Regions from separate parts of the Homo sapiens genome. Here region 1 is linked to region 2. A link is a contact called in ENCODE Hi-C or POLR2A ChIA-PET data. All regions are on one chromosome and are shown on one strand. Each heading gives the region's core, a stretch centred on a gene start or an enhancer-like site at or near the end of the contact. The rest is flanking DNA. Distances are from core to core; before and after follow the strand shown.

Region 1 (6,994 bases), core at 1,752-4,251, 220 kb before region 2:
CAACGGGGCTTGGTCAGCCTGGACGTCGTGGTCACAGTGCAGCCGTGACTGCAGCAGGGGCATTCGGAACCGGAAGCGTGTTTGCAACAACCCCGAACCCAAGTATGGGGGAATGCCTTGCCTTGGCCCATCTCTGGAATACCAGGAATGCAACATTTTGCCCTGCCCAGGTAAGTGGATTGTGTAGTCTACAAAACATCTGAAAACTCAAGGGCCTTGGAGAGTCTTCTAATTTACCAGGCCTCACGCAGCTCCCTGGCTTCGTGTTTGAGATCTGTGTTCTTAATAAATGTCTTGGCTATGCGTGGTTGCTCATGCTGGTAATCCCAGCACTTTGTGAGGCCAGAGAGGGGGAATCACTTGAGCCTAAGAACTCAAGGCTGGGCAATATAGCCAGACCTCATCCCTACGAAAAATACAAAAATTAGCCAAGTATGTTAGTGCACGCCTGTAGTCCCAGTCATTCTGGAGGCTGAGTTGGGAGGATTTCTGTAGTCCAGGAGATCAAGACTACAGTGAGCCATCATCAGGCCACTGCACTCCACCCTGGGTAACAGAGCGAGACCTTGTCTCAAAAGTAAATAAACAAACAAATAAATAAATGTCTTGTGTGATGTCATCACCTGTTGGATTAGCCCAGAGTGGAAAAAGGAAAGAAAAAGAAACCCCTTCTCCCAGCAGACCTGAAACCAAATCCTAAATCATTCCAAGCAATATTAAGACCATTCTCTCAGCCCTCCTTTCAGACAAGCATGCAACTTTAGTTGTCTGTATAAAAAGATCTGATAGGCCGGGCCACAGTGGGACCTCCCTGGGCCCTGGGCACATTTGTCTGCAGGGGCCCCCCACTCCCTAATGCATTGGGGAAAGACATCATCTAGGCTAGATTGTGTTCATGTTTTTTTCTTCTGATTGTAAAAGGAACTAAAACTTTCCTATGAGCTACTCGAAGGATATGGACTCTAGTTGTTGTGCCTGATGGAAAAGCCGGCCTTTCTAATGTGGTCTGAAATATCTGGGGCCTTTGGAGTGACCATCAGCTCCTTCTGGAGGCTGATCCCTTCCTGGGCCACTGATGGACCCAGCCCTCCCCCACATGGCCTCCATGTACCATCAGGTGGTCATCCAGGGTCACGGGTATCAAACATGCAACCCCTGGACCCTGGGCCTGCCAAGCCAGTTCTTGGTCCTCATGTCTTCTGTCACAAAAGGTCTACCTCATTAATTAAGTCCTCCAAAGACGCAAACTCTTCTCTCCTGTGGGCCTAGCAGAGCTGTTTTTCTGGGTCTTCTTCCTGGGGCCTGGCTTTTCATTCCACTGAATTCCCAAGCAAGCACAGAGTCATGAAAATGAGCCGAAAGAGCCCCCGCCCAGGGCTTTTGCTCTGACAATGCCTGAAACACTCCTCCATCTTTCCCTTTAATATTCAAGCCCCTGTTTCTGCCTTTCTCCTGCCGCAGCTCAGGGTCCCTAGCACCTAAAACACTTCCACCAGAACTTCCCACTTCCTGCTCTCCTGTCCAGAACCCACGGAAAGTCTTCAGCCCACACGTCATGGCCATCCTGAGGGCTGATCTGTGACTGGGGAGGCTGCCTTGACTTTTGTCTGAAGCTCCATGAGGACAGGGACTCCTGGCCTGGTCTCACTCATGGCAGCAACCTTAGCTCCCAGCAGGGGCCTGGCACATACTAGAAATACCCATCAGGGATTGTTTTTTAATAATGAGGAAACAAAGAGTTGGTTAATTGATCTTTCTTCATTCATGTCATTTCTCAGGAAACATTTTTGAGTAACCGACTGTGCACTGTTTACAGGGTATACACAGATGCAGTGTTATGATCCAGGTCAGAAAGAAACTTAAGAGTTTAGGGAGAGTGCATCCTGGGAGCAGCGTCAACCCAGTATGGCCACTGGCTACTGAGTTTATGACAACCAGGTGCAGTGGCTATATCCACCAAGGAGCCAGCCCCTTGGTGGATTTCACCAAGGAGAAATCATGGCAGCCACAGCAAGCAGGCTGCCCTTAAGCTGGGTCTCGAGGGACAGAAACGAGTTGGTGAAATTGACAAGCAGAGATGGGAAATTGGGAGGAAGGCTCATTCTGGAGTTGGATACAACATTTTTAAAGGCATAGAATATTAACATATTTCTAGTAGATACAACTTTCTGAGTTCTTACATCAAGAAACTGGCTTGTAGCAGATACTCAATGAAAATTCATTGGATTGGGTGCTTGGAAGGGTGGATAATGGATGGATGAATGCATAGATGAATAAACATGTATATAAAACTGAAAATATATAGTTTCCAGATTTGTAGCTGAGGCTCCCAATAATGTTTCTGCTCTTATCAGCTGCCTGGCTCCTCCTAGGGTGTCTCTGCTTGAATTTCTCCAGCCTCAGGAGACTCCTCCTCTGCCCACCCAGCTTTCCCAGCCAAGCTGATGCTGAGAGGCTGGGAAAGGTCACTGAACTGTTCTTTCCCACAGCCCCAGTAAAAGGAGTCCTCCTCTGGGGGCTGAGAGGAATCCTGTGGGCAAGCTCACTAGATTCGGGTCCATGCTATAAACTGGAACAGGGGCAGACGTCATGGGAATGTCAGGGTCCCTCCACCCACCCTTGTCTCCCTGGGCTCCAGACCCTATCCTTGTTGCCATGGGTAGGATGTGCAGATTCCTGCAGACACTTGGATGTTGTCCTAGTGCACAAGTACAAAGGGTCACCACTCATCTCAGAGACACTCTATTAACATGATCTGTTGGTTGCTCTCATTTTAGTTGATTTGGTGGTCAAGCCAATACCATGTATACATAACTTTAATATGTTGAAATAACCCTGTCCTCATTTTCGTTTTAAAAGCCAAGATTCTGCAGAGTGTTGTGGAGTTATTCAGAGTGGCCCATGTCACCTTGCACTAGGCAGTGGGTGAGTCAGGGCTGAGTGGTGCTTCCCCTGCCTGGGAAATTCCTAAACATATGATCGGGCATGACCCAGCAGGGAGGGTTGGAAGTGCTAGGGGTGTGAATGCTGAGCTGCACAGTCACCAGGAAGCCAGTTAGAGGCCGATTCCTGTCTCACTCAGGATACTCTCCCCTGTGAATTTACTCTTCTTTAACCCTGTTGGGTTCATAGTGGACAATTACAAATGGACACTGTATTTTATTTAAAAATATGTTTCCTCATTAAAATTAAATATGAAAATAAATCAGCCGGGCATGGAGGCTCACACTTGTAATCCCAGCACTTTAGGAGGTAGAGTTGGATAGATCACTTGTGGTCAGGAGTTTGAGACCAGCCTGGCCAACATGGTAAAAACTTATTCCTACTAAAAAGACAAAAATTAGCCTGGCATGGTGGCATGTACCTGTAATCCCAGCTACTTAGGAGGTTGAGGCAGAAGAATTGCTTGAGCCCAGGAGGTGGAGTTTGCAGTGAGCTGAGATCATGCCACTGCACTGCAGTCTGGGTGACACAGTGAGATTCTGTCTCAAAATAAAAATAAAATAAACCAGAGAATATAAAAACACATTTTAAATTAATCAATGAAAAAATTTTACCTCTAAGACTGATGTGTATAAATAAACTATAATAAGGTTTCTAAGTCAAGCCCATGCTGAAATAATCATTTTTTTCACCTTCTGTGGGTCCATCTAACTAGTACCTTCACCTACATAATTTACGCCAGCATTGAGAAATAGCTAATTATTTCTTCTTCACTCCTTTTCCTCAATGCATATTTGATTTAGCCTTAAAGACTCCAGACTTTGACCTACAAAGGTACAGACAACAGATGTTTTTTTGTTGCTAAGTAATGTTCAGCTAAGAGGAAAGCAACCTCAGAGTTTGGCACATGTACCCTAAAACTTAAAGTATAAAAAAAAAAAAGAAAAGAAAATGAAGGTAAAAACCTAATGAAGTAAACACAAACTCTTTTCATCAGACTTAACTGAGATGGTTCTGTTTTGTATTTTGCAAACAATAATTCTATGGGGGAAGGAACACTAAATCTAATGGAGGGACAGACTCTGAGTCAAAAGAATAATTCTGGCAGTTGTGTGTCCTATAGATAAATCTCTTAGGCATCTCTGGTGTGCTCAGAACCCTCTCTTCCTTTGCATTCTTGGAGTCCTTGAGTCCATACTTTGAAGTGGAGCCAGGCAGGGGGCAGTTGGTGTAGGAAATTTCTGCTTAGAGATCCTTAGGAGCAGAGAGCACAGCTGTCCTGCAGTGCAAACCTATGTAGTCCAGACCTCAGTATGCTGGAGAATCAATACCACATTTGCCCATGTCCCGAGAGACTGTGAGTGAAGGGCTTCACATCTCTGATCACACACAGGAAGCCTGTTGAGCAAATCTTAGTTATTTAGTTTTTACTTTGCTATTTAGGTCTCTGGCAATTGTACATTGGTTACTGCCATTGTTTTTAATCTTACTGTAGTGGGTGGAATATTTAGCTAGAATCTCTACAACAAGAATGTTATCCTCTTCTGTCAAGTTATTTCATGTATAAATTTCATTTTATCAAAAATAATTTCCTATAATTAATTGCTTTGATTCCTTGAAAGAAACATGGATCTGAGTTTGTGTTTGTCTGATCTTCCCATGAACCAGTATTTCTTGAGCTAACTTGGGTGATGATTCAAGCCATGAGGAGATTCCTATGTGATTTTTAGCAACATGGGAGGAGTTATGGGAAGCCCTAACCTGTGCTTGTGTGTCAGGTTCTGTGCTCAGCCTGCCACTGTTCCAGCCCCAGCTTCCCACTCACTTGCCCAGGACCTAACCTCTCTATGCCTCAAGTCTTTCATTTCTGGAACAACCCCCAGGGCAGTTGTGAGGATGGAGATGGAATATTGAATGAGTTTATTATTTTAATTATTACTATTACTAATGTTATTTTTTTAGTCCAATATAGTTCACATAGCAGGGGAAAAAAATCTATTTTAGTGGCTCAGCCTCACTCAGGCCCCTGACATGCTGTGCCTTCCACAGTGGCTTACATTTGTTTTGTTTTCTTGGCCCTGCAACTTTCTACTTCCCCACCAGGTTGTACAGGCTCCCTTGTGATGAAGGCTATTTCATTAAGATCTGTGTTCTGAAATGTCTATTTTAGAAATGCTTTGGCCTTTCTAATATGAATTGTTAGTACAATAATCAATATCCTACATTATGGCTCCATGATGTGGGTTGAAACCTGTAACATAAAGACAGGGTCAAGAGGACAGAAAGCAAGCACCGCATTAGAATTGGTCTGGGGACATAGGGCAATTGCAGACTAAGCAACTTCCGGACAGAGTAAGGAAGTGGTTCCAGGTCTCCTTTGAGTTCCCTCTGTACTAGAAACATCCATTTCCCCAGTTCTTTGACTGCTGAAATTGGTAGAGGTAGAGTGTGATCTTGTGATTTGAACTCCCAAGTGGGAATGTTTCAGCAACTGGATTCTGTTCCAAATGCTCTCTTAAACGGTTATTCAAACAACAGCTCCATTCTCTCTGTTTAACAATAAATGATCCTGTGCCAGGAGAATTTACCATGATACCAGATGGACAGTTGGTGTATGTGTGAGAGAGGATTTATTAGACTAGATCACATACACATTGGCTTACATGTTGGTAGAAATGTGGACAGGAATAAATATTGTTTGGAATATCACAGGATATATTATGTACATCAGCTTCCTGGTATGAGATCATTAGATGTTGCATGATTATGGAACCGTTGAAATGAGCACATTTAGTCTCTGTTTTTATTTTTGTTTTCGCTGTGGTAAGAATACTCAACATAAAATCTACCTACTTAACAGATTTTTGAGTGCACAATACGGTATTGTTAAGTATAGGTATACAACGATGTATAGTAGATATCTAGATCTTACTCATTTTGAATAACTGGAAGTTTATACCAGCTATACAGCAATTCCCCACTTCCCTCTCCCCCAGTCCCTGGCAACCACCGTTTTACTCTCTGCTTCTATGAGTTTGACTATTTTAGATACCTGATCTAAGTGGAATAATGTATTATTTGTCTTTCAGTGTCTGGCTTGTTTCACATAGCATAATGTCCTCCCCTAGGTTCATCCATGTTGTTGCATGTGGCAGGATCTCATTTTTTAAGGTTGAATAGTATTTCATTGTATGTACCTACCGCATTTGCTTTATCCATTCATCTCTTGATGGACATTTAGGTTGTTCTGAAATTTTGGTTATTGTGAGAAATGCTGCAGTGAACATGAGAATGCAAATGTATCTCAGAGATCCTAATTTCAGTTTTTTTGATATATACCCAGGATTGGGATTGCTAGATCTTACAGTAATTCTATTTTCATTTTTTTATTTTGTGATGGAGTCTCGCTGTGTCAGCCATGCTGGATGCATTGGCACCATCTCAGCTCACCGCAACCTCCGCCTCACAGGTTCCTGCGATTCTGCTGCCTCAGCCTCCTGAGTAGTGAGGGTGACAGATTTGCACCAACATGCACAGCTAATTTTTGTGTTTTTAGTAGAGACAGGGTTTCACCATGTTGGCCAGGCTGGTCTCGAACTCCTGGCCTCAGGTGATCCGCCTGTCTTGGCTTCCCAAAATGTTGGGATTACAGGTGTGAGCCACCATGCCCGGCCTCTGTTTTTAATTTTTTGAGGACCCTCCACATTGTTTTCCGAGGCAGCTGCACCATTGTACATTCCCACCAACAGTGTATAAGGGCTCCAATTTCTTCACATCCTCACCAACACTGATCTTTTGTTTTTTGGATAATAGCCATTTTGGCAGGTGTGAGGTGATACATCACTGTGGTTTTGATTTGCATTTCCCTGTTGATTCATGATGCTGAGCATCTTTTCACACACTTGTCGGCCATTCATCTGCAGGTTTATCATTCCATACAGAGGCCAGGGATCTACAGAACACATGGTTGGTTATACATCAGGCCCTGACACAATCTAGGGCACACATTAGACCCTTCTGAGCCCTGAGCTGCCTTGTGCGCATTTAGAAA
Region 2 (7,795 bases), core at 2,189-4,688:
AAATAGACTAGCAGAGAGAAACTTGCAAGCCAGAGGGCAGCAGAGGCAGCACAGGGCAGAGCTGGACAGTGAGGAAACTGAACATCAGCTGCTGGAGCAGCTGCCGTGAGGGAGCTGGTGGGGTTCATCTCAAGATGCTATGCTGCTGGGGCCGACCATCAGTGGGAGGTCCGATGCTCACCCGGACATAACATGTCCTGTGCACGAGCCGCACTGGAGCTGATGTCCTTTGTTTTAACAAAAGACCAATATTTCAGCCAGAAAAACCAGAGCATGACATTCAAAGACACCAATCAGCAACTGGGGGAATTTGAGAAGATGAACTAAACTCCTGTAACCTCAGTTTTTCTGACTGTGCACCTCACATAAAATGTGATATGGCAAGTGACAGCGGTATTTGTCATGCTTCTATTAAAGGCTCAGGTTTGGGGGTATAATTTACATATCCTAATCAATGAATTAAATACCATAATTGTCTTAGAGCTTAATAAGCTGTCAAAAGTGTGACAAAGAAGTTATGAGTCTTTATTCTAGCCCGTTTATCTGATGCACAATTATACTGAATCTCTGGAAGTCATAAGCAAAGGACCTGTAGTAAGAGACACCTGATCACTTTCCTTCTTCTTTTGACACGGGCTTTGTGCCTGCAGACTCTTTTATGGCCATGGTTCTAAATGATGTCAAATTATGAACTGTCAGAGCTCATATGTTTTTCTGATAAATGTTGAACTTTAACTACCTTTATTACACGAACATAATCAAAAGTAATTGTGCATCTGTTTACTATGGTGAGGGGTAACTGTAGAGCCACAGCTCCATCACGTCATGTCTGCATGCTGAGCTCTCCAACACAGATCAGGCTTTACACACACATGGAATAAGTGAATGCTGAAGGAATGAAATCAACCGTACTCTTGTTATGCTTCACCATCAATTGGGCTCTCATCTGAAAATCACAGACTCCAGAGATCTGCTGGGCTAAACCTTCTGTTTCGTTTTGAGGAGGATGAAATCCGATGGATGGGGTCATCAACCAAGGCCATGGTATGACCAAATGTCTAGAAACCATGGCTGGGGGCCCTGGTGCCATCACATGAGCCAGTGTCTAGAAACCATGTCTGGAGGCCCTGGTACAGCACTCTGCCCCCACCGACTGCATCCTTCTGTGAGTCCTAGGATCTTGGAAAATGTAACTGAGGTAAAATAAGGAGACAAAGGAACCTGATTCTAAAACAACCAGAAATAGTGAAATTGTGTCCTGATCACCTCTCCTGGGTGCAGTAAACACTCCCTGCTCTTACAGCTCGAATGCCCAGCCAGCCTTAGATCTCCTCAGGCTGCCGGGCCTGGGACTGAGGTGGGGTTTTTCCCAAATGTTCCATCCTACTCAGGTGCTCCATGCCCTGGATGAGGAACGAGGGTGTTTGGACCCTGACAGAATGTCGGGACCCCAGCGCATCCTTCCCTGGAAGTGACACAAAGTGTCCCCTTAAGTCAGCACAGAGAAGACTTTTGTAAAAAAAAAAAAAAAAGAAATGAACCCATTGCGTATGGAATTAGTGGGTTCTTGGTCTCGCTGACTTCAAGAATGAAGCTGCGGACCCTCGCGGGTTTGTTACAGTTCTTAAAGAATGGTGTGTCCGTAATTTGTTCCTTCCTCCCGGTAGGTTCGTAGTCTTGCTCACTTCAGGAGTGAAGCTGCAGACCTTCCCGTGAGTGGTACAGTTCCTAAAGGTGGCACATCCAGAGTTGTTGCTTCCTCCTGTGTGGAATTGTCTGGAATTGTTCCTTCCAGCTGATGGGTTCGTAGTAAGGGTTCGTAGTCTGGCTGGCTTCAGGAGTGAAGCTGCAGACCTTAGCGGTGAGTGTTACAGCTCTTAAAGATGGCGCAAATTAGCCAGGCATTGTGGTGGGCGCCTGTAGTCCCAGCTACCGGAAAGACTGAAATAGGAGAACGGCGTGAACCTGGGAGGCGGAGCTTGCAGTTAGCCGAGACCACGCCACTGCACTCCAGCCTAAGAGACAGAACAAGAATCTGTCTCAAAAAAAAAAAAAAAAAAAAAAAGGTGGCACAGTCCCAAACAATAAGCAGCAGCCAGATTCACTGCAAAGAGCTAAACAACAACGTTTCCACAGAGCAGAGAGAGAACCCGAGCAAGCTGCAGCGGCCTGCTCTGGTGGCCTGCTTTTAGTCCCTTATTTGGCCCCACCCACATCCTGCTGATTGGTCCGCTTTACAGGCAGCTGATTGGTCCATTTTACAGAGAGCTGATTGGTCCGTTTTGACAGAGAGCTGATTGGTGCATTTACAAACCTTTAGCTAGACACAGAGTGCTGATTGGTGCGTTTACAATCCTTTAGTTAGACACAAAAGTTCTCCAAGTCCCCAACCGTCCCAGAAGCCCAGCCGGCATCATCTCTCACTGGCTCTCGCTGCGGAACTTGGCGGGCCGGGTAATCCGGCAGCCCAGAGGGAGCTAGTTCCAGACAATCAAGAGGAAAAGAGGGGAAGAGAGAAAGAGACGGAGATCGGCTATGGTGGCCAACAATCCCGCGAAGAGGGAACGGTGGTCCACGCAGGGATTCAGTCTCCGATCAAGCCCAGCAGGCGCCGGCCGGCCACGCCGAGTGCGGGGCTTGCAGAGCCGGAGCTCACCTGGAACCCAAGCGCTGGGCCGCGAGCGCCGCGCGCAGCGCCGGCTCCAGCCAGTGCCTTTCTCTTCACACCTCCCCGCCAGCAGAGGGAGCAGGCTCCGGCCTCCGCCAGCCCCAGAGAGAGGCCCTCATAGCGCAGCGGCGGGCTGAAGAGCTCCTTGAGCGCGGCCAGAGCGGACGCCGAGGCCGAGGACGCGCCCAGAGCCAGCAAGGGATGCTACCACGCTGTCACCTCTCACCGTGAGCCACAACTGCTGGTCCTGCGTTCACGGCTTTCCTTTGTCTTTCAGGTGGAGACGCGCTGACCTGCCCCAATACCTATTGTTGTTTGTTAAATTACTCCAAGATACTTATAGTTAACGGCAAACACCCATTTATAACCACAAATCATGTCAGATGTTCAGGACCAGCACAATCAATCAAGTAAACAGCACCCTCCTTGAGTATGTGGCAGGTGTGTGAGGATTTCATGAACCTGTCCTGCATTTCCAAATCCATCCTGAGGCCTCTCCCTGGACACAGGTCTGTGGATCAGCCTGTACTCGGGCAGTTTTACCTTCTATGTCTGTTTGTCACGGTCCTCTTGTCCTAGTGCTCATCACTGCACGTTCCCAGCTCCAGCAAGTGGCCACTCTTTTCCCTCCACAACCAAAGGCCCGACGGCCCAGCCCCCCGGTGGCAGGTGGCCCTTCCATGGCTGAGGTCACACACCCAGCATCGCATCCTGCCCTTCTCGGGGCCTCGGGCCCCTTCGACTCGTCTCCAGGGATTGCACTTGCTCCTGCTGCCCACGGAGGTTTCCTTCCTGTGATTCCACTCGGAGGGGGCGCTTTTCTTTGCTGGCTTCAACCATCACAGAGCTGCTTTGTGTTCGCCGGCAGCTGCCACGCTTCCCTGAAAAGGCGGCTTCTGTTCTGCTGGAGATGAGCTGATTTGCCTGGCAGCCAACTTAAACAAGGAGGTACTTTGAGACCATTTTTTTGGAATCTTTGTCTTTTTCTCTCGACATTCAGCTTCGTAGTTGTAAAACTCTAAATACTCGTGGGGTTTAACACAAGGCTCGGGGGTTTTGAGGATTCCAAAGTGATTCCTGTATACAGTTATGACCACAGAACAAATTCACAGGGGAGAACAGACCATTCATTGTGACATTTGACACCGGACAGCAGATGATACAGTGTCCCCCTTATCTGTAAAGAAGGCAAAGTTTTGTTTCTGGTTTCCGAATCCAGAAATTAATAGTTCACTTAATTGCTAGGAATCTTCAAGGGTATGGTAGGCTCTGAGCATTGACCTGGCCCCTTATTTCCTGGCAATAAGTAACAGTTCCTGAAATTCTTTTTCTGCTATTAAATGTAACCTGCGACTTGAAGAAGCATTTTAGTTATTTACTCTCTCTGTGAACAAAAAATAACAATGCAGGCTGGGCAAAGTGGCTCACACCTGTAATCTTCACACTTTGGGAGGCCGAGGTGGGTGGATCACCTGAGGTCAGGAGTTCAAGACCAGCCTGGCCAACGTGGTAAAACCCCATCTCTACTAAAAATAGAACAAATTAGCTGGGCGTAGTGACAGGCACCTGTAATCCCAGCTACTCAGGATGATGAGACAGGAGAATTGCTTAAACCTGGGAGGCAGAGGTTGCAGTGAGTTGGGATCGCACCACTGCACACTAGCCTGGGCAACAAGAATGAAACTCCATCTCAAATAATAATAACAACGCTCAGTGCTCATCTTGTTTCTTGCTTTCTCCCAAAATGTTAGTAGTTAAATGTAAAAAATGAATTCCCTCTTTAGTTAAACTAGCTTCCTGTGTGGTGTCCACTCGATGACATACCATAGCAGGGATCCCTTGTGTAACAAACATCCCTCTTCAAAATAATGAGGACTTTCTTTAGTCCCCAGACAGCCTTTAGTGACACATTTTCTTGTCTCCACTGCCCTCTAGTACGTGAATATAACCTCTCAGTAGCTACGCTCCCAGGTGGCACCAATGAACCATGCCTCCTGGTAGTCCTCTCCACGCTAAGTTGGGCCAGCCCTCTGTAACCAAGAGAATGTGGTGGTGGTGATGCTGTGTGACTTCTGTGACTAAGTTATAGGAAGCTTCTGTGACCCTGTGAAACATTTGCTGTGATTTTTTTAGATCACCCCCTCTGTAAAAATCCAGGTGCCAAATAAGAAGCCTAACTACCTGGAGAGCACCATGGTTTGAGGAATCCCAAATTGGCCACATGGAGAAGGTGCCTTCCTGATCTACCCCAGCTTTTCCAGACCTCTCAGTCTGGATGTCAGGTACATGGGTGAAGAGGCCTTGAGATGTTTCCAGCCTCGGCCCCAGTCTACCTGTAACTGATGGAGGAACCCAAGAGGGAAATGTCCAACTGAACTATAAACTTCCAGAACTGTGAAAGGCAATCACAAATTGTTGTTTTAATCCTTTTAGTTTTCAGATGGTATACAGCAATAAACAGAACAGCACTTCATAATTGACCAAATGGGAGAATGTGTGTTTGAGAATTAACAAAACCATTTTGAATTGTAACTAATGAGAATACTTTTTTCACCCACACAACCCCCATCCTTTCAGCAAATACCCTTTATTTAAATTCTTAGTTTTGGGAAATATGTATTTTGGAAAATATGTATACATATGTATAATGTGTACATATACATGTCAATCACCTGGGTCATAAAGATCCTAAATTTATCTGCAACACAATATGATCTTTGCAATTGTCACGTAAACTTTCTTGAAATCTCATAATCCCGAAAAGCGTTATACACAGAATACAGACATTTTTATTGGATACAGGACCCAATTTTAAATTTGCCCTTACTTGTTAGCCTTTTGGAATGTCTGACATCTTACAAATTCAAAACTGTTCTTTGCATGTTTGGAAAATTTAATAGCATTTTCTGAAGTGTCTCCACAGAATGTAACTTTTGGTTAACTTCATGTAACTCATATGAAAGAAAAAAAGCCAGTTTTTGAGACTCTCATCTTAGAATGATGGCATTTAATGCCAGAGAAAAACATGGAGATAGTCCAGCCTAACAACACATGTGTTCTTAATCCTGTAATCTGTTTTCCGCACTCCATGGAGAATGGTATTTTAGATTTAAAAGCAAATTTCAGCATGTCTTTCTTCTAATAAAAACTTTAAACGATTTTTCAGGGCTTGTAGGATGTAAAGACCAAAGTTTTTAATATATGTATGAGATCTCTGCATGGTTTCATAATATTATAGCTACTGTTCAATAAAAGTATTGCACTAATTCCATATTCCAATGGAAAAAATAGACACCTAACAGCATACAAATATTTTAAGGATGCATTAAATACTGGAAGACAATACTATTTAAAACTTGGCACAATTAAATATATACATAAACACTGAAAGCAAAAGATTAAAAAGCATAAATGGCATAACAAATTTAACTCAATAAAATTATATATTTTCTAGAATCAATAACACAATCAAAATAAACAAAGAAAGTGAAGGAACAAATTGGGAGGAAATGTTTATTACATGCACCTAACAAAGGGTTCTAAAAATTGATACAGGAAAAAGTAGCAAAAGCAACAAATAAATAATTGACAAAGGATATGAATGGGCATTCATAAAACATAAAGAAATGGATATGAAAAATAAAAATATTATCTCTCTCCAGTCATCAGAAATCTGAATACTAAATGAGCAACCTTGTTGCACATCCTGATCAAATAAAAATCAAAACCAAAACCAAAAAAGTAAATTACCTGAAAAATTTAGTAATGACAATATTGCAGGAAAGTAGCCTTTTCCTACCAAGTGGTTCTATTATATTTTAAATATGTTTCAACGGATGTCTTTTTTGAGACATATGATGTTTTTACACAGAAGACTGAGATGACAGGGTTCTCATCTGTTGTCCATGAGTCAGTAGATCCCATTTAGGGAAATCTAGTCACTGCTATGCTATTAAAACTTGTCACATGGGCTTGGAGGATGGTGGTGGGAGGTGGGTGGAGGGTCCTAGAGGAGTCATCATTGTAAAAAAGAAATGTTTTAATGATTCACCTCACCTGGAAACAAGTGAAAGTGAGACCCTGACATCCTCCAATATTATTGCAACCATGAGTTAGATGAATCCTCTCCTGGGACTCTCATTTAGACTTAAATATGTATAAATTTATGTATTTATACGTATGTATATACGTATACGTGTTGCTCTGACTTTAATGAGACACCAGTTTTATAACAGTACCAGTAAAGATGACTCTGGCTTTCATATTTGACATTTTTAGTCGTCTTCATCCTTTACCAGTATTCACTTTGAATGCAAACCTCTGTTTCAAACACCTCAGGAGCTTCCAGCAGAGGTTTTTCCAGTAGACCACCAGGGCCGAGGTGCCTCACTCTTTCTCAGCATCACTAGGAGGTGCTCAGTGCAGAAATCTGCTGCACTCCAATGCAGTGTGGGTGCCAGAGTAGAGCCCTGGCCTCCAGGCCCTCTGACCAGCTCTTCATGAGTGGTGCAGGGTTGTGCATGGAGGAGAAGGCTGTGATCCCCAACCCTTGCAAAGGTTGATGAGCAGATGCATGACAATAGAATTGAGCATTAATTATCTTAGTTTCAAAAGACTGAATTACTACTGGAGACACCATCGTTACTGACCTTCGTGAGAAAAATATGTATTTAAAAATTCTGTTACAACACACAATATTTAGTTTGTAAAAAAACCATCTCTTATTGCCAGCATTGCTTCTGAAGCCCTGTGGTGACATCTGTTTTTTTTCGGAATGGAGGCTTGTGTCTCCTAGTTGACATTCTCTGCACGTACCTGACTTTGAGGGAGGACTTTGCACAGGTGCGTCCTCCCACATGTGTGTTCATTAGATGCACTTAATGGTCTATGTAAAAATTGTCATTTTAATGATCATACCATAAAGACATAACATTTATTTCAAGCTTACATTTTATCTTGTAAAATTTCTCTTGGTATTAATTCCTCAAGCAATTTTGTTCAGCTCCTATTGCTGTGCTGGGAACTAGGACTGTAATCTGGGTCCATAGTGAGAATAAACAGTCACTTTTTAATTTCAGGCAAGAAAACAGCATAGACTGGGCTCCCAAATACATCTACATGGATTTA

The links. A loop is a pair of places that touch in the nucleus more often than their neighbours do. ChIA-PET counts read pairs that join two places held with the same protein, here RNA polymerase II (POLR2A).
Region 1: a loop to region 2 is called in a map of chondrocyte, with 2.5 times the contacts of the local background. The contact joins the enhancer-like site here to the promoter of LINC02199 in region 2. A Hi-C loop is called at or near these places in 2 of 168 maps with a recorded cell type or tissue (IMR-90 and chondrocyte). POLR2A ChIA-PET finds 5 or more read pairs at or near these places in 1 of 52 experiments (IMR-90).

The regions. Positions count from the first base shown.
Region 1 is chr5:9,056,063-9,063,056 of GRCh38, reverse strand. SEMA5A (semaphorin 5A) reads left to right here. Exons shown (of 23, transcript NM_003966.3): 18 at 1-170. Among named protein-coding and RNA genes, the nearest start is that of MIR4636, 5.7 kb to the right of the region's middle. Within about 2 kb of position 3,001, at least 5 of the 41 ENCODE cell types and tissues checked have a DNase peak (open chromatin) inside an H3K27ac peak, as active enhancers do; they include IMR-90, where a contact is called at or near this core.
Region 2 is chr5:8,835,375-8,843,169 of GRCh38, reverse strand. It overlaps LINC02199 (long intergenic non-protein coding RNA 2199), which reads right to left and starts at 3,438. Exons shown (of 3, transcript NR_109932.1): 1 at 3,212-3,438. It overlaps LOC101929307 (a long non-coding RNA gene), which reads left to right. Exons shown (of 3, transcript XR_007058687.1): 2 at 7,747-7,795.